2 separate regions of the Homo sapiens genome follow, and region 1 is linked to region 2. A link is a loop called in an ENCODE intact Hi-C map of the cell type or tissue named here. Cell type or tissue: dorsolateral prefrontal cortex. All regions are shown on one strand. Links, peaks and the distances in the headings refer to the core of each region. The heading gives the core; the rest is flanking DNA.

What was found. Hi-C counts contacts between places; a loop is a spot of excess contacts. Peaks named below come from ENCODE experiments on the same cell type or tissue, not always from the same donor. Only the 100,000 strongest peaks of a DNase experiment are listed, where the experiment ranks them.
Region 1: it touches region 2 in a loop (1.9-fold over the local background); 5 of 110 quality-filtered maps call a loop at or near these places.

Annotation. Positions count from the first base shown.
Region 1 is chrX:72,056,177-72,066,005 of GRCh38, reverse strand. All of the region lies in intron 1 of NHSL2 (NHS like 2), which reads right to left. Among named protein-coding and RNA genes, the nearest start is that of RTL5, 71 kb to the left of the region's middle. RefSeq lists a silencer at 5,093-5,387. In dorsolateral prefrontal cortex, for the core only: no CTCF peak of the experiment used is centred there; a DNase peak (open chromatin) is centred at 5,215; H3K27ac peaks cover 1,572 bases; H3K27me3 peaks cover 7,369 bases.
Region 2 is chrX:72,013,519-72,023,347 of GRCh38, reverse strand. All of the region lies in intron 1 of NHSL2 (NHS like 2), which reads right to left. Among named protein-coding and RNA genes, the nearest start is that of NHSL2, 110 kb to the right of the region's middle. RefSeq lists an enhancer at 4,459-4,508 and a silencer at 4,489-4,868. In dorsolateral prefrontal cortex, for the core only: CTCF peaks have their summits at 1,131 (motif pointing right) and 4,585 (motif pointing left); a DNase peak (open chromatin) is centred at 4,687; H3K4me3 peaks cover 534 bases; H3K27ac peaks cover 329 bases; H3K27me3 peaks cover 7,337 bases.

The DNA.
Region 1 (9,829 bases), core at 523-8,522, 43 kb before region 2:
TCCAATGATTTGTTGTCTAAAGTGTCAAGTCCACACTCTCCAGCCTATACTCAGAACCGGCTTCATCTGACCTCTTTGCTTCCTCTCTCTTGATTCCCTGAAACAGACCCCTCTGCCCATTCAATCTGGGCTACTCATTCTCTTCTTTATCTTGTCATTGTGGCTTATCATTTCATGGTAAAGCCACCAGGGAAAAGCTTTGTGGTCAGAGAAGCCTAGATTCAAATCCTCATGCTGCCATTTCTACCTGTGTAACCTTGTACAACTTACTTAACCTCCCCAGCTTCCATTTTCCATGTATAATGGGGGAATGAAAACACCTAACTTGTAAGCTGCTGTAAGACTTTCATGAGATAATGCTGAAATGAGCTAAACGACACCAGGCCCATAGTAGGTGCTTGCTAAACAGTGCTTCCCATCCCCTCTCACCGCCTCTACCTGCTGTTCCCAAACCCTACAGGCTGCTCCTTAAGCTTCAGCCCAAATCCCATCACCCCTTGAAAGCCCTCTTTACACACATCCCTACTAGCAGTCTGCAGGGATAATTCCTCTCAATACCTTCAGTTCTGGCTGGCTGAGCCTCTCATTTGTCCTTAAACATAGATGTCCTGGAATTGTTCCAAATCTTCCACGTATTCATGAACCTTCTCTGCCCCAGCAACTTATGAATTCTTTGCGGGATGGGCCAAAGTTTGGGTGTTTGAAGCTGTGCCTTGTGGAGGGCCTTGCACAGAGGATGACTCAGTTAGTGTCTGCCCATTCATGGGCACAGGCCAAGCTACCCTGCTCATGCAGACCTTCCTTCCTCTCCTTCCTCCCAGCCCTCCTTTGCTCCTTGATGATCCCTCTGAAAGCTCCACATGCTTGGTCCTTGTTCCCCCACCAACCCAAGAGTCTTCTCAAATTTTTCTCATCCCTTTCTACTCATCAAGGTGCACATCCAGGTTGGGTAGGGTGCTGGAGGCGCTGTTCTGATGGGTTCACTGCTGTAAGATCACTGCCTATGGAGAGGGTCTGGAAAGGCTGGCTAGCCTTTTCACTGAGCACTGTGCTCAGGGAGGGAGGCATGGTGGCTTTAGGAGGGGGGCTGAACTCCCTGTGGTGTCTTCACTTGGAGTTTGGGGAAGAATGGCTTCTTTCTTTTTCGCCTGTGTTTCAAGCTAAGCCCAGCCAGGAGCACCCAGTTCTATCAAAGAGAGAGGGAGGGCCAGGCCTCACCATTTGGCTGGTCCCCCACCCTACTTGGTGCCTTAGGCACACCAGGGGAGGAGACAGAGAAGTCTGAGGCCCGAAAGAAGCAACTCAGGGGCCCATGTCCCCAAAGTGAAACAGCTTAAGGTTCATCATTACCACCTCACTGGCTGTACCCCTCTGTACTCAGGGATGTCAAAGTGGGTGGACAGGGAAGTGCGGCAGGTGGTACTATCTCTGGACTGCCCCCCGGAACCCAAGAGCTGGGACAAGAACTACCCCTGTCACTTTAGTCATGCTCTTACTCCTCACAACCACCCTGTCAGGTGTGGATTATTAGGACCTAAGCTGAAGATGCGGAGACAGACATTAGATAAAAAAATGGAGCTAGTAAGTGGCAGGGTTGGGACTTGAACCCAAGTTAGGCTGACTCCAAGCCTGTCTCCTTTTCATTCTGCTGATCCCATCTGCCATAACCTGCACATGCTCTAATCTGGTGTGGGGAATTTCCAGGTGCAAGTTCCATAAGGAAAAGTGAATTCTAATACACACTCTGACTCTGACTCCAGTGGGCTGTAGCCTGCCAGCGGCTACCCCTCATAGTGCTTGTGTGTTGTGTGCCCCAAGAGAGCAAACTCACTCAACCCTGGGCCCGGAGACACTTTCCAACTGCACATCAGGCACAGTCCCTCAAGCCTGAAACATAAACTTCTCTTCTAGCCCTGATGAAGTGTTCTCTAGGTTCTATTCCTTCTGCCTAGAATGCTTTTCCTTCCACTTCCATCTCTGCTTGTGAAAAGTCAGACTTATTTCTCAAGACCCAGCCCAAATGTCTCCTCCCCCATGAAGCTTTCTCTGAGCCTGACAGCCAGAATCGACTTCACCTCTGCATAGCCATATCCTCTCTACAGATCTCAGGTCCATCTTGAGCCTTTTCTGATCTTCCCAAACGTAAATAGTCTTCCCCTTGAGTTAATTCCCACGGTACAGTATTCCCCCAAATGCAGTACACATTGTGCTAGTGGTATGTGAGGTGATAGTATGATGAGGAATTTTAGAAATACATGGATGATCTTTTAAAGTTTAACAGTCACATATTTATTCTAATGTATACTAGATTCTAATAAAAATTACAGGGGAAAATTGAGTGCATGAAAAGTAATTTCTTGACTATTCGAGGCAGAATGGAATGAGTTGGTTTAAAGAAAAATAATTTGGTATCTGTGAATTGGATTGAATTACTCATACCTTCCTCAAGGCTGCTGGACAAAAGATCTGCAGTGATGGTTAAAAACTGCTTTGAGGGGTTACTTCTGTAGTCCTGGGCATGGTCAACTTCTTGGCCTTGGAAGTGTGTACATGGGTGTGTATAATTTGTGATCATTCATCAACGTGTGTGGCTTTTTTGTATGTTAATTGCCCATACAAAGTTTATTTTTTAGAAAGTGCCTGACACATAGTAGCCCCTACTCAAGGGAGGTAGAACACTTTGTATTTTGGGCCAAAGTGACCAGAAAGGCAGTGATGTCATTAATGGCCAAGGAACACGGGGATTAGTTACATAGAAAGTGAGTTTGGGGGAGGCAGGAGGCTGTAGAATTATGATTTGGGAAATGTTTTTCTTTTTTGGCCCCTATCCCAGTAAGAAGCCAGAACGCCTTCTGAGAGCTGGTGTTAAGAGTAGTAGGCCAAGGCCAAGGGGGTGGAACCAGCCAAGGCCTGGATCGTGAATAAGCATACACCCCAGAGGCTAAGCAGAGACGCAGACACAAGGGAAAGAGTGCTGGCGGGAGGCTCTATGACCTTGGGCAGGCCCTGGCCATTTTGAGCCCCATTTAGTTTCCATCCGGACAGTGAAACATATGAACCTAATTACCTCCTGAGGGTCCTCTCAGCTCAGACACTCAGAGGGGGTTGTCCTATGCACTGATATTAGTCAACAAGCAGGTTCTCTGATGATCCAAGCACCCACTCTGTTCCAGGTACTATTCTGGTTACAGAGGACACAAGAATGAGAAGCCCCAGCTGCTGCCCACAGGGGGCTCCTAGGCCTCAGTCTTTCCCACATACCTCCCCCTTGGGATCGACCAGCACCAATTTCCAGAATAGAAGGTTCTCTAGACTTGCAAAGGAAACCCTCTCTAGGGTTGGAAATGCACACGCCTGTAATGGTCAGGAAGGACAGGGCCATGAATGAAGTAGGCTAGGGTAAGCCACAGGGTGTGGTGGAGACCTGGAGCATGCATGCTGGCCACCCCCAACCCTGTTCCCAAGGCACTCAACCTCCAATCTGGGAAACCTCTCTGCTGACTCAACCCAACCTATCTGTAGTTCACATTCTGCCAACAGTCTGCCAGTTTGCTTCCCACCAGCTGTGGTCTCCAAGTATTTTTGAGCCTATACTCCCATATATACATATTTATGTATAAACCATATATATGTACTACTGTGCTAATCAGTTTTATAAAATTTAAAACATAAACAAACATGGAAATTAGGATATGATAAAGATGACTGTTAATAGAAATTCTAATATTTTCTCCTTGCACCCTAATAGACGATATATCCACTTTGGAGGCCACAGGTCTAGCACACCACCCTCTGCCTTACAACCAGATGATGGAAGAAGACAAAAAGAAAGTAACAAACATGTATTGCACTCTATTATCTTTCAGGCTTTGTTCTCAATGCTCTACCTACCTCATTCATTCATTCAATAGATTTTATTGAGCCTATTATATTAGGCCCTGTGCTGGGCAGTGGGTGATAGAGGTTAATGAGGCAGATGTAAAGAGTTTACAATCCAGGCAGAGGAGACAGACAATAACCAAGTACACGAATAATCAAGGTAGGACTAGTTCCTGAGAAGTGCCATGAAGGAAATCAGCATGGTGATGTGTGATGGCAAGGGATGGGGCAGGCATGGGGAGCTAGTTTGGATGAGTGGTAAGAGAAGTTCTCTCCGAGCTAAGAACTGAGCCTGAGAAGGAGCTGGCAGAGGGAACAGAAAGTGCCAAGGCCATGAGGCCACGAAGTGAGAGGGACCTCGATGTCTTTGAGAAATGGAAAGGAAGCCAGCATGTCTAGGGTGGAAGAGGTAGGGGGTAAGAGGTGGATGTTATCTGAAGTGCAATGGGAAACCATTAGAGCATTTTAAGCAAGGGAGCGACAGGATATGATTTAAATGTTTAAAAGACCACCATGTCTGCTATGTAAACAAAGGGCTGGAGGGAAGTTCCAGTAGAAATGGGCAGGAGGCTATCGTAGTAGTCCAGGCAAAAGATGATGGGCCAGGATCAGGGTGACGGAAACAGAGAGAAGCAGGCAAGCATAAGATATATTTAAACCTCATAACAATTTCACCATCATACCCATGAAGGCTGTATTACCATCCCCATTGCACGTATGAGAAAACTGAGATTAGGGGAAGTTAAGTAACTTGCCAAAGATCACACAGCTTGTAAGTGATGAAAGCAGGATTCACCCAGGTCTGCCTGGCTTCCTTCCCAGCCTACTCAGGATTCCAAATATGTTTCCTGCTCCAGGGAGTAATTCACCAGGACAATATAGGGTCTTCCTGTTTCAATCCTGAAAAACATTGGGCATTCCGAAAAAAGAAAAAGGGATTGAGGACAATTTGATCCAGCAATCAGCCAAGGGTATGTGAGTGATTCGAACAGTCCATTCCTTCCATTTTCATAAACACACCGAGTTCACCAGAGCTCTAAGTAAGGGAAAAACCATTCTTTCCTTTGGAGTGGGGAGTGGTCAGGAGGAGGGTAGTGATGGTATATTTGGAAATAGAAAAATAAAAAGCTGCCAACTTGTGCCTTCAAGGAAAACCCAAGGGCGCAGGCCAAGACAGGGGAAGTGACTTGCCAAATCCCTCCTCACAGCCCCCAGAGTTATTCATGTGAAAAAGAAGGCGGAATTGTCCCTGCCAAAGACATGAAGTCCTTTACAGAGCACTTTGTTAGCAAAGCCTAGCATCCCTGTCACTATGCAAAGCGAGCTGGAATGTTGCCATGGCAACGGGCAGCTGGGCCCTTGAATCAGCTTGAGGCCTGCCTTGGGCTCACACAAGCCTGTGGGGGCATCTCCTGGAGGTTGGGCAGTGGGCAGGGAGCTGGTTTTATGTTTGTCGATGAGGAGTCCTGAGCTCCCTTCTAGGTAACCAGGGGTCCGAAGGCTGTGTCTTCAGGAAGTATTTCCCGTTGTCAGATATGCCTAACTTCCACAACACGCAGCATCCCAGGTTGGCATGACCTGATCATTTTCCCAATTCAATGACAGAAAATGGAAACACCCAACTGCTGTAAAACAAAACTTCTTTATGTTACAAGTATAGGAAGAAACCAAAGCCCAGAGAGGGCAAGTAACTTGCTGAGGGTTGCACAGCCTTACTAGTGCCAGAGTCAAACCACAACTCCTTTGACTTCTGAGGTAGTGTGAGTTTCACCATACTACACTTCTTTCCTTAGACACTGGGGAGGGAGAAAAATGAATTGATGTTGACAGAGCCCCTCTATGTACCTAACACCATGCTGGATTCTTTGGCATTCCTCATAGCTCATCTGCACCACAAACCTGCAATGGAGCTATTACTATCCTCAATTCGCACTTTAGGAAACTGAAGCTCAGAGAGATCAGGAAATTGGCTCAAGGTCACACAGCTAGATGGACTTCAAAGACTAGTCTTTGTGCTTCACCACATGGCCTCATGCTTCTGAGGTCAAATGCACTTTTTTCCCCTTTGTGTGAAAGACAGACATAATTGCAAGTGATTCTAGATGCTATCCCTACTCTGCTATTTATGGTAAGAAAGTGTTCTGCTGCAGATCACCAAGCCGCCCCTCAGTAAAGCTTCATAACCGCTGATAGAACCCTGGCCCTCAGTTTTTTCATCTCTAAAGTGAGGATACAGTGAGTTTGGGGTTGCTAGAGAATGAGACTGAAAGAGAATGCATAGAAAGTGCATAGAGCAAGGTCTGGTGCATAGCAAGTGCTCAGTAAATGTTAGTTATCATTAAGATTATTCCTTTTAGGGATCAGCTCAAATTCTGCAACCTCAACCACCCCAGCCATCATTTGATGCAATCCCCTTTCACTCCCCAGCCATCCATTCATTGCCAGTTGTCAGCACCCAGAACTGAATTCCTTCCCTCAGAGGAAGGGAAGGGCATCAAGAAAAGGTGATGTCGAACTCGAAAAGAATGAAGCAACATTTGCCAGTAAAATGAGGTTTGGAGAGAGGACATTCTAGGCAAAGAGGACGTTTTGAGCAACAGCATAAAGGTATGAGGGTTTCTCGTATTTGGGAAGAAAAATAAGTGATCTGGTATAGCCAGGTAGAAGATGAGGTAGTTGGAACTAGACCAGGGAGGCCTTAAATGTCATGAGAATGGGTGTGGATTTTATCTTGAAGGTGATAGTGAGCCACAGAAGCTTTGGGCAAGGGAGTGACCTGAAGATCAGTAGGGTGGCTGCAATGTGGAAGGCTGATTGGAGAGGGGCCGGGACACCAGTTAGGAGGCTCTGGAAGGGGCCCAGATGAGACATGATGAAGGCTTGCCTCAGGGTGGAGCGGTGGGGCCAGACAGGGAGAATAGACCATGGTGGTGATATGGAGATAGAATGGGTGGTGCCATTCCTTAAGTTAGAGAACCCTGGAAAACCAGCAGGTGCAGGGATGAGGAGGAGAGAGCTTGCCTGGGACACAGTTTGTGTGTCTAGAGGGTGGTAAAGATATGTGATCCAGAGCTCAGAGCTGGAAATAAATACAAATGGAGCAGTCACAAGGTCTTGGAAGTATATGAAGCCAAAAAGCAGGTGAGATGGTCCAGTCTGAGTGGGGAGAATGGGAAGAACAGGGAGCACTGATGTTGAAACTCTGTGTCACAACTCTGTGTCTCTGCCTTGCTCTGCAATGGCAGCCTTCCTGTGCAGTAGTCCAACATTTGTGCAGCTCCCTGACATGCAGACCAAATCACTCCTGCAATGTGATGGACAAAGACAGTGTCCACTCTCATGCATAGGGCCTTAGCAAGCCAGGTCAGGTAGCAATCCTGGTGTCCTTTACAATGAGGATTTTCTGGACAAGGAACTGGAGAATCCTAACAGATCATAAAGAGTTAAGGGGCAGGCAGAGAAAGCCTTTAAGAACTGGGAAGCTGGCCGGGCACGGTGGCTCACGCCTATAATCCCAGCACTTTGGGATGCCGAGATGGGTGGATCATGAGGTCAATAGATCGAGACCATCCTGGCCAACAAGGGGAAACCCCGTCTCTATGAAAAATACAAAAATTAGCTGGGCGTGGTGGCGCGTGCCTGTAATCCCAGCTACTCGGGACGCTGAGGCAGGAGAATCGCTTGAATCGGGAAGGCGGAGGTTGCAGTGAGCCGAGATTGCATCACTGCACTCCAGCCTGGTGACAGAGTGAGACTCCATCTCAAAAAAAATTAATAACAATTTAAAAAAAAAGAACTGGGAAGCTGTCAAGCCCCTGGTGCCAGAAACAAGTTTTCTAAAATTCTGTTTTTCACTTGAAAGTTCAAGTTTTATCTTTGGTAACAAATACTGTGAGCTGTTTTCCTTGAAGCAACAGGCTCATTTTGTTCATCTTTGAGAAAAATGTCCACCAAATACTCAAGTCTGACTAACCATAGTTTACCTGTCAATTGTTCTTTCAAGTGAAAATGACGTTCCAGGAAAAAGGAGGCCTGTTGAGCTCACACCTCAAACAATTGCACAGTGCTCTTCTCTAGACAACCATCTCACTCAGCATGCAGCAGAAGTGCTTTCTGTGTTCTTCCTGTTTCATCACACAGGATATTAAAAAGACATCAACTCCAGGCTTGAGATTTAATAAAAATTGCCATTTCTTACTGCTTTATCTAAGCTACTTTTCAGTAAGATTGGTGGCTTTTCCCCCCTTTTTCTGAGTATGTAGTGGTGAAAAATACAAAATACAATGACTGCTAGTACAGGCTGGTGCCACTGCCTTGATTCACACTAAGGTGGCAACAGTTTTGCAAATGGTGCAAAAATCAACCTCATGAAAAAGGCAAATAGTGTCCTAGTGTTATCGTAGAAACAGCTCTGACCTTGAGCATCCTCCAAAAGAGTCTCAGAAACTCTGAGGGGTCTGTGAATTGTACTCTGAAAATCTCTGGTTTAGAGAAATTCTTGCCCAGGTCCCTAGGAGCAAGTCGAGGAAGGTTCATTGCAGCATTATTTGTGGTCATGGACAGTTGGCAGAACCAAGATGTACAGTCTCAGAGGAAGGGAGAAGTAAAATGTGGTGGATGAGTGCCAAGTCAGACAGAAGTGATCAACGAGATGTGCACATAGCAGCACCGAAAGGCCTCAAAACAGAGGGTTGAGGGAAAAAAGAAACAGAATATGATCTATGGATCAATACTATTTATGTAAATTAAAAGCACATAAACACAGAAAACACTATGTAATTTTCAAAGACATTTCCAACAGCATGTATCAAACCATTAAAGAGGAACTGGGAGTGGAGATTAGAGATGAAAGGAAAAATAAGATAAAAAAATTTAAGGACCTTGCATGGATAGATAATGGTGTGCACAACAGTATACTTAACTGTGCCCTTGAATGCAAACAAGGACAGAATGAATGGGAGGCAGAAAATAAAGTACCTTTTCAAGAGGCTTGATGGCAGAAAGAAAGGGGATTGCTAGAGAGAGAGGTTCACAGAGAGAAGTGGGCAGGGATGTCTGGCTTTGCCTTCTAGCAATCTACCCAACGTGCTCCAGCCTGGGTTCCCAATGGCCTCCTGGTGTCTGAAGTTCACAGAATCAGGCCCTGGTAGGGAAGGGCACTGAAGGACTCCATACTTGCTGGCTCCCAATTTCTCTGGGAAGTAAGAGATGATATCATCGTCTAAAAGTAGGAGATGGTAGGTAGTCCGGCCTCAAGAGCCAGGGAAGGCGTAAAGCAGCTGCCATAGAGACCAGACAAAAGTAAAAGTATTTGTAGGCAGCACTGATGGCTCAGCTGGAGATTGAGGGAAGTCTGGGATGGATGGGAGGGAAATTGAAGAATTGAATGCCTGGTGGCCTTGATTTTTCATTCATTTCTTCAGCCAGTCCATTGGTCAACAAATATAATATTTATTATCTATTACATACCAAGGTACTTGGGATACCAATAAGGAGTAAAACAGGCTTAGTTTCCATCCTCATGGACATGCCAGTCTGTGTGTGAGCGTGTGTGTGTGTGTGTGTGTGTGTGTGCGCAGACGTTAAATAAGCACACAAATACATATATTATGAAGCAATAACAACTGCAATGAATAAAGGGTACAGGGTGCTGAGAGAGTATATTGGTGAGGCTTGATATAGTCTAGGAGGCCTGTTGGTAAATAGACACTTCCATCTTTGTTTTCAACAGCTGCATAATGCCCCACTATATGGATGCTCCATAGTTTACATAACCAGTCACCTACTGTAGGGAACACAGAATTTTCTCCCTTTCTCTTTACATCATAACCAATGTTTTGATGCACATCTTTGTACATGCATCTCTAGCACTCGTTTGATTATTCCCTTAGTATGCATTTCTAAGAGTAGAATTGCCACATCAAAGGATGTATACATTTTTAGGCCTTTT
Region 2 (9,829 bases), core at 614-8,613:
AGGCCTCCAGCATCCGCCAGCCTGATTTTCTTCCTTATCTGTTCTAGGCATAGGCAGGCCCTGCCTGTTCCCCAACCATTTTCACACGTATTTCTACTGGCCTGGGCCCAAAGTCAATTTGCCAATCTTATGTCATTGGACTTCCCTGTTGCCTTGAATTTACTAGAATATATTAGACCATATTTGTCTCCCCTCTGCTGCCCCAACACCTAGTATCAAGCCTGGCAGAGAATGAACATTCAGTCTTTAAGAAATAAATGAATGAATAAAAGAAAATGCTGGTATTGCAAAGGATAAAGAAAAGAATAAGACACAGACAGTCCTGCCTTCCAGGAGCTTAGAGTTTACTTATGAAGACAAGATCTAGAAAGTAGTAGAAATAGTGAATGGATAACCAGGCAGCCATGTTTGACTTTCCTTTCAGGCCAAGCAGGGACCTGGGGTACTGTATCCAGGCTGGAATGCAAAGAGCTGTTGGGTGCAAGGTATAATAGGTAAGTCATGGAGGTGGGGTGATCTGAAGCAGCATCTAGGATCAAAAAGTGGGGATTAAGTTAAGCCTCAGACTCTAACAGGGCTGGGAAAGTTGTGAAAACCAGATACGGTCTCTAGGACCTAGACACACTAAGTGTCATGGATTGAATGTCTGTGCACCCTTCTTCATATGTTGAAACCCTACTCCCCAGTGAGATGGTACGGGGAGATGGGGCCTTTGGGAGGTGATTAGTTCTTGAGGGTGGATCCCTCATGATGGGATTAGTGCCCTTACAAAAAGAAACATCAGAGAGCTTGCTTCCTCTCTCTGTTCTCTGCCAAGTGAGGACACAAGGAGAAGGGGGCCATCTGCAAACCTGGAAGAGGACCCTCACCAGACACCGGATCTATGGGTGCAGTGATCTTAAAACTCCCAGCTTCCAGAACTGTAAGAAAAAAAAAATTGTTGTTTAAGCCACATGTCCATGGTATCTTGTTACAGCAGCCCAAATGGGTTGAGACATTAAAGTAATGAAAGCAAGTTCAGAATGGAGAAGAAAGATTCTGGAAATAGTTCTTCAAGCCATGGGGTATAGCTGCAGAGGCTTATTATAGTATAATAATATTTATTGGCCTCATCTGTGAGTTGGGGTGGAGCTCTTCAAACCACCAACAGGCGGCAGCACTGCTAAAGTGACAGGCTCCTAGCTCAAGGCTCTAAGGGCTCAGGGCAGCTTTGGTGGGTGGGGGGCTTCCCAGAGGGGTGAGAACCTATGCTCTTGAAGCATGGGAAAGATTCTGAGAAGCAGGTAGAGTGCCTGGGTGTTTGAGGTCGAGAAAATATCCCAGAGAGCAGAGGCACCATGGTAGAGGAATTCTAAGGCATGACTGAGGCTAGGGAGGAACAGGATTCAGGGAAGAACCCCACTGGTAGGTGAGGAAAAGAGAGATGGTCTAGCACCTCCACATGCCAAGTAAAGTGCTGGGGAAGAAGGAGAAGCCGAGCTGAGGCAGGGGCACCATGACAGCCTTGGCTGTCAGGCTCAGAAGTTTCAATTCTATAGGCAAGAGGGTTTCTCTGAAGGCTTCTGAGCAGAGGAGCTACCGAATGAAAATTTACTTACAGTGTCAGAAGAAGGGAGTTTCCAGCCTCAGTCCCATCCCTGACTCCCTGAATGACCTTAAGTCACCCAATCTTCATCTTCCCCCTGAGTAAGATGAAGGGATGATATCGTGGAGAGCCCAGGCTTTAAAACTAAAGAGATGTGGATTCGTATCTCAATTCTGACTTCCTCACTGTGTGACCTTGGACAAGTTACTCAATGTCTCTGAGCCTCAGTTTCCTAGGGAATAATAATGCTACCCCAGTATAGATTCAGAGTAAGGGAAGTTTGAAGGCCTACCTGGGCCCTGAGGAGAAGCTCCCTTTCTCTGCCCACTTACTCTCCCTTGAAGCACACACGTCCAGTGATTTTAAGTTGGATTTGGGTAACAAGAATTGGGTGACAGGCAGTGAACTGGAGGGAAAGGGACCACAGACAGGAAGGCAGGGGATAGATGAGAAGTGTCTGAGAATAGAAGCAATAAGAAAATAGAGGCAGAGCCAGGGCAAAAATGTCTAAGGAACCAATTCCATTTGGTGACTGAGAAACTGATGCTATCATCACTGAAATGAATAAGTGATTGGAGAGGTGGGAACACAGCTTTAAGTCTTCTCACTCCTCAGCTTTCTGCATTAACAGGGCAAGCATTCACTGAACACCCAGAACATAGTCCTCAATATTTGTGTGTGTGTGTGTGTGTGTGTGTGTGTATGCGCACGCGTGTGTGTGTGTACACACCCTCACCTCTAGGGAGTTTCCCCTGCCCTTTCACTTTCAGAGAAGACAAGGTCAAAAGAGGAATCTAGATCTTTGCTACTCAAAGTGTGGTCTGTGGACCAGCTATGTCACCATTACCTGAGAGTTTGTTACAAAATGAAGAATTTCAGGTTCTTCTCCAGACCTTCTGAAACAGAATCTGCACTTTGCTTCTCAGAGTCAACATACAAACCATCATCTAGAGATCTTGTTTTCTATGTCACTGGTCCATGGGTTACACATTGAAAAGCAAGGAACCAGGGCAAAAAAGGAGCCACTGTGTTGGGGATGGAGCTTTAAAACGGCAGGGGCCAAGGGAAACCAAGTCAGCTAGGGTTATGGGTTTATTTTGGGGGCTTCTCTCAGACAGGTGGGGCAGTAAATCCCAGAGCACTCCCTTCCCCCCTCCCTAGAAAGCTGCTCAGCACTGTCTCTGGTCTGGACCAAAGCAGGGCTAGTGGCCCCCACATAATCTAGCTTAACCCTAGCCCAACTCCAGGAAGGAAGAAGAGGCCATATAGTGGTTTGCGTCCAGAGCCCTGCCTCAGACTGAAACGTCCTCTGAGCAGTATGTTCTTTGAGGATTTAGCCTGATGATCTGCAGCTGGTTAAAGAGTCAGAGTTTTGGGGTCCCAGCCAACATCTCTTCCCATCAGAGACAAACTAATGGAGAGAAAGAGAGAACTGTCCCCAGCTCATGCTTTTGCTGGGAACACAAGACTCACAGCGATCTGTGTCAGTGCTGCTGTGTGAGCTGAAGTATGTGTGTGTGTGTGTATTTTAATGAAGGCATAAAAAAATCAAGGAACTATGCCAGGTAGTGAAATTACGGAGAGTTTTTATGTTCTTCTTTGTACTTTCCTGTTTTTTCACAATTAGCCTGTGTTAGTGTAAAAATCTGTAAATAAAGACTATTTCAAAAAATAACACGAAGAAAAATCATGGCAGAATACAAGTAAGTGCTGACTTTTGTGCTGCAGATAGTTTATCCTATGGGGATAGGATTCAGGGGAGATTTCTAAGGTGAAAGACAGAGGAAGCAGATGGAGAAGGGGTGCCTGAGATCACCAGGCCTTTATTCTGCAGATGGGCTGAGTCAAAAGTCAAAACCTGAGTCTCTTGGACTGCCCAGCACTGGTCAGGCTCTGACTAGGGTAACTGGATTCATTTGTTGAATCTGAGAACCTTAGATCTAGAAAAATCTGAGAAATTACAGAGCCAGCCCTATCCTTTCCTTCTCACAGGAGGGACTGAGGCTCAGAGAGGTGAGAACTCTGAGGACTCCTAGCTTTTGCACAGGCTGTTCTCTGCCTGTATCACCCTCCATCTGGCCCTTGTCTGCCTAACTAATCCCAACCCTTCCTTCAAGACTCGGTTCAAACAGCACAGAATCTTGTGAGTTAGGTGGCCTCTGCTGTGCTCACAGAACACTCAGTACATTCCTCTGTCATTCATTCGACAAATTACTGAGCACCCACTGTGTGTCAGGCACTGTTCCATGTACTCGGGAGCATAAGTGACCAAAAATCTCTGCCCTAGTGTGTGGTGACTAAATCATCGCATTTGTTCATTCAGCCAGTGTTTACCTACGTGTCGGGTTTCTGTACCTGGCCTAAGCTATTTTATGGTCAGGGCAATTGTCTCCACAGGCTTGGCCTCCTTCTCTTCCCTTCACCGTGAGTGCCTTGTGACACAGTGAGTGTTTTCTGAATGAATGAATGAATAATGAAATGACCAAGGTCACACAGCAATCTCATGATGGAGCTGGCACTGAAACCCTGGTCACCCGAAAGCTTGTGCACTTTCTCCTGCGCTCCACTGCAGACAGCTCCAATCTTCGTAACCTCCATCACCTCAGGTGAAAGAGGTCACAGAGGAGATCAAGGACTGGGTCCTTAGGCAGATTCATTTTGGAAAGGCGAGACTCATCCTATCACAGATCCTCTCTGGCGAGAGTGGGGACGACACCAGCCTCGGACAGGACATCCCTGCTCAAAAGCTTGGGGCGATCAAGACTGGACACTCTCCAGTAGGGGCCGTGTCGGCCCCATCACTCTGCCCAGTGTCTGAATCTTGAAGTCCATTTCGTTTCTGGATCAAAAACAGAGCCACCTCTGGCACTGCAGAAACATTCATTCCTCACGCACCCCATCCCTGGGCCCCGATCTTTCCCTCTGAGCCAAAGGCAGCGCCGGCCTTTGGCAGCCAGAGCAGCGCGGGCCGGTGGCCCCGCAGCCGCACTGCAGCGCCCTCTGCCGGGCATCGGGCTGGCGCCGCCACTCCGCGGGGCGGGGGAGGAGGGCGGGCGGGGGCCCGGCTGCTTCCAAGCAGCCTCGTGTTCCGGAGGTGCTGAGGGATGGTGACTCATCGCGCCGGCTGCGCCCGCACCGGCCGCCCTCGCAGGCTCGCCGCCTCCGCACGCGCCTGGTGACTGGCCGAGCTGCTCCGCGCACGAAAAGCAGCCCGGGGGCCGGCCCCCGACGGTAGCGGCGCGGCAACGCTTGCTTCCCCGGCCCGTGCCCTCGCCCTGCCCGCGGACCTGGGCATCATGGAAGCTTCTGGCGCTAAAAGCCCGCTCTCCTCCACTTGTCGCGTTGAGTTTTCACCTCTAACCCGGGATAGGGGTCGTTTTTATCACACCACCTTAACAAGAGGGAAACTGGGCGGGGGAACGGTGAGGCGAGGGCCGGGGTCAAGCAGATAAGAAGCAGGGGAGGGCCTAGATTAACCAGTAACCTCTGATTCCAGAGCTCGAGGTGTGCTTTCCATAGCATCAAGCTGCATGGTCCCCCTAACCTCCCAGGTCCTCACCCCCACACAAGCAAAGGAAGGGTAGGTTGGACCACCTCATAGAGGTCCTTGAAAGTCAAGCACCATAATAAACATTTACCATTTTAGAAAGAAAAGAAAAGCTATAAATGGCATTTAAGAAGAAAGTCAGGTAAGCATTGGGCTTGATTCTGTAAATATGTTTTAGATTATATAGGGCAGAGGGCAGTGATCAGAGCTGTGAGTTCGAAAGCTGCACCAAAGGAAAACAGATTGGAGGAGTAGCACCTGAGACCCCAGCAGGCTCAGCAGGGTCTAAATTAGAGTCAGGAAAATGAGGGGAAAAAAAAAGATTACAGATCTGGGAATGGGAAGGACTTAGTGATAGATCGGATTTCAAAAAGTGGGGCAATTAAAATCCATACATCACTTTGTACTTCTACTCAGGTATCTACTACAATTGATTCTGCCTTCTATCTGAGTAATATTTTGCCAGCTTTGTTAGACAGTTAGGTCCATAGAGTAGTGCTGGTGGCTCAGACCCCATTCCTGCCTTGAGGACCATGACCTTGTAGGGGGAGAACGCAGATATCTGGGTGCAGTGTCCATCCTGTTAGCTGGAACACAGGTGAGGGCAGTGCTGCTTGCCCAGACAGCATCTGCACATACCACAGAACCCCTAAGCCAGCCCCTACTTCCTCCTTGGGAAAAGTCTGGAGGGCTCCAGCTTAACTCCAAGGCTGCCTCACGCTACTGAATGTCTTTCTGGGCCTACAATTTGCTGGAGCACCTGAGTGGGAAGCTTGAGCTGCTCTGGCAGTCCCACCTTGAGGCCAGGCATCAACACCTGTGCAGCTGGCTGCGAGCACCTGCTGCCAGCTGGCAACATTGAAGGGACACACCACTGGGCAGGTAGCATGGCTGTATTGTAGAAGGGTAATGTATCCAGGTGTCAGCACCCCACAAAGACAAAATCTCCACAGAACTGGAGAGTATTATGTCAGCAGTGGACCCAAAGGTAGCTAGAACTTCCTCTGAACCCACAATTTGGTCTATCCAGAACATTCAGGCCCAATAGGCCCTGCTACCCAGCCCGTCTTCCCCTATATAGAGGGGCATGATGAATGAGTGCACCCTTCTGGGGTGGGTTGTTTCCTAGTTCCACAGGACCCCAACCCACAGACACCAGCATGGAACAGGGGCCACTCCTAATTTCTGGTACTTCCCATCCTCCACCATTCATGATAACTTGCTGTCACCCTGGGCTCTCCTGGATAAAACAGCACAGCCCCACTGGCTCCTAATGTTACCATATGCTGCTTCTCTACTTGGTCCACTCTTCACTCCCTTCTGTGAAGTTCAACAAGGTATGTAATCAAGCCAGAGTTTTGGTGGGTTGGTTTGTTTGTGATCAGGAAAAGGAAGAGTTGCCCCTACTTTGGAAGTACCACTGAACAGCAGAGCAAGTGTCCAGAGCCTCTGTTTATAATAAATATTTACCCTCAGAGCCTGAAGTGTAGGTCCTCACAAATACACAGACACAAATGTGTGTGTCTCTGTGTGTGTGTTTGTGTGTGTGTGTGTTGGGGATGGGTTATGTGGGTTCTTTGACCCCTGAACATCTTTCGTGCAGGCCCCAGTGGTCTTTCTGAAGGAGAAAAAGTTGTGTGGAGAAAAGGAGAAAAGATGTCTCCCTAAATTAATCTATAATCTCATTGCTATTTCAATCAAATCTCCAGAGGAATTTTTCACAGAACCTGACAAACTGATTCTAAAATCCATGTGAAAAAGAATATGTATAAGAAGAGCCAAAACAATTTTTTTGGGGAAAAGAACAAATGAAGGATGACATTATACAAGGTATCAAATCTACAGTAATTAACAGGGTGTGGCATTGGCACAGAAGTAGACAAATGAGTGAAAGAGAACAGAGAGCTCTCAAGCCAACTCATGTAAAGGTGTTAAATAAAATAATAAAAGCTGCATTTATAAGTCAGTGGTGAAAGAATGGACTATTCAACGAATAGTGCTGAAGTAACTAGCTTTCCATTTGATAAAAATTAAATGAGATCCCTACCTCATACTATACACACACATATTCCACATAGCTCAAACAACTAAATATAAAAAAGAATAGAAACCTGTAATGGGAAAAATAGAGATTTATATATTTGTGACTTTGGTATGGAGAAAGTCATTTTAAACAACACACAAACACAACCCAAAAGCCAGGAGGGAGTGGTTGACAAATTTGAATCTACACAAAAGAATAATTTTTTTTTAGGCAAAAGACACCATCAATAAAGTTAAAAGACAAATAATAAACTGGGGAAATATATTTGAAATGTATGTATTAGACAAAGAACAATAAAAATATATAGAGAATTTCTGTAAATCAATAAAAAGGTAAACAACTCAAAATAAATATGGGCAAAGTATATGGACAGGTAATTCAAAAGGAGAGTTACAGATGGCCAACAGACATTTGAAAAGATATTCAGCCTCTGGGAATCAAGGAAAGGCAAATGATAACAACCACCAGATATCATCTTTCACTCATTACATTCGGAACTCAAAGTCTGACTATTATCAAGTGTTGTCAAGAAGTTGAGCAAAACTGCTACTCTCATACACTGCTGGGTGGAGCACAGCCATTATGGGTAGAAATTGGACAACACCCATTAACATGGAAAATGTGCATCCCCTATTACCCAGCAACGCCACTTAGCATCTATCATGAAGAAACTCCTGCACGTGTACACAAATGTTTATTGAATGGATGTTTATTGAAAGATTGTGTTAGCCACCACAATTAAGAAACAACCTAAAAGTTCATCAATGGGTGAATAGTTAAATAAATCCTGATAAAAGTCATACTCTGCAAAGTTACATAACATTTTAAAAGAATAAGTTAGGACTTCTGCTTCTGGGAAGATGGAATGACATACTTTTCCCTGGTCCTCCCTCTAAAGCACAACAAAAAACCGTGAGCATTATATATAAAATGAACACAAAAAGACTGGAGAGGAGGTGGAGAGAAGAATGTACACCTGCAAGAGACCTCAGGACTCAAGGAACGGCATGTGGTGAGTTCCCTGGATTTTTGTTTTGCCTCATATATCCCAGAGTTGAAGCTGAAAAAGTCTGCAAACTGAAAATACCAACAGGGGCAGATTTTTTAAAAATCATGCTCTCTTACCAAGACAGAAATTTTTATACACTAATTCTTTAGCCAAATACCACAGAAAAAAATATGTGGTCCCGTTCCCAACCCCACCAGCAAAGGAGGGGTTGAAAACATAGCTTTTCACCCTTGCTAAGCTATAACCAGGTGCCCCAAATTTCCCCACTGGGGTGAAGTCAGAGAAGGCTGAGCAGGCATCTGGGATAGACCTACTAGATAGAAAATCAGCAAGGGTATATAGGAACTCAACAACACCCTCAAACAACAGGATTTGATTTGACATTTATAGAACATCTCATCCAACAGCAGAAGAGTACACATCCTTTTCAAGTGCCCATGGAATACAAAACATGTTAGACATATCCTGTGTCATAAAACAAATGTCAACAAATTTAAAATAATTGAAATCAAATGAAATGTATTCTGTGACCAAATTGGAAATCAATAACAGAAAGATAAGAAAATATCTAAAACTTGAAAAATAAACAACACACTTTAAAATAACCCATGGGTCAAATATGAAAATTTAAATTTCAAGATAAATTTTAAAAATACATTGAACTGAATCAAAATGAAAATACAACATAGAAAAATTTATGAGATGCAACTAAAGCAATGCTTAAAAAGAAGTTTATAGCTCCAAATGCTTATACTATAAAAGAAAAAAGGTCTCAAATCAATCATCTAAGTTCCTACCTCAAGTAACTAGAACAAGGAGAGCAAAATAAAGCCAAAGCAAACAGAAGGAAGAAAATAATAAAAATAACAGCATAAATAAGCAGAATTGAAAATAGAAAAATAGAGAAAATCAATGAAATAAAGAGCTGCTTCTTTGAAAAGATCAGTAAGATTGACAAACCTCTAGCAAGACATACAAATTGCTCATATCAGGAAGGAAATGAATATCACTACAGAGCCTTCAGACATCAAATGGGTAATAAGGGAATACTATGAACAATGCTACATGCTTTGACAACTTTGATGAAACAGACCAATTTCTTGAAAAATATAAACTTCCCAAATCTACCAAATATGAAATAGATGATTTGAATAGCCCTATAACTATTAAAAACATGAAATTCATAATTTTAAAACTACTCCCTTTAAAATCTCCAGGTCCAGATGGTTTCACTGGAGAATTCTACCAAATGTTTAAAGAATTGTATGCTAATTCTACACAATCAGTGTAACAAACTAATAGAAATCACATGATCATATTAATCAATGCAGAAAAAGCATTTGATAAAATCTAACACTTATTATAAGTTAAAAAAAACTCTGAGAAATAGGGCAAAAAGGGAACTTCCTTAACTTGAGCATCTACATACAACTTACACCAAATATATATATATTTTTTTCTGGATCAAGCAATATTAGACTTATACCTAACATTAAACACAATGCTTGAAAGACTAAATGCTTTCCCCCTCAGATTGGAAACAAGGCAAGGATCTCTGCTCTCACCACCTTAATTCAACATAGTGTTGGAAGTTCTAACCAGTGTAATAAGGCAAAAAAAAAAAAAGAAGAAAAAAGAAAAGAT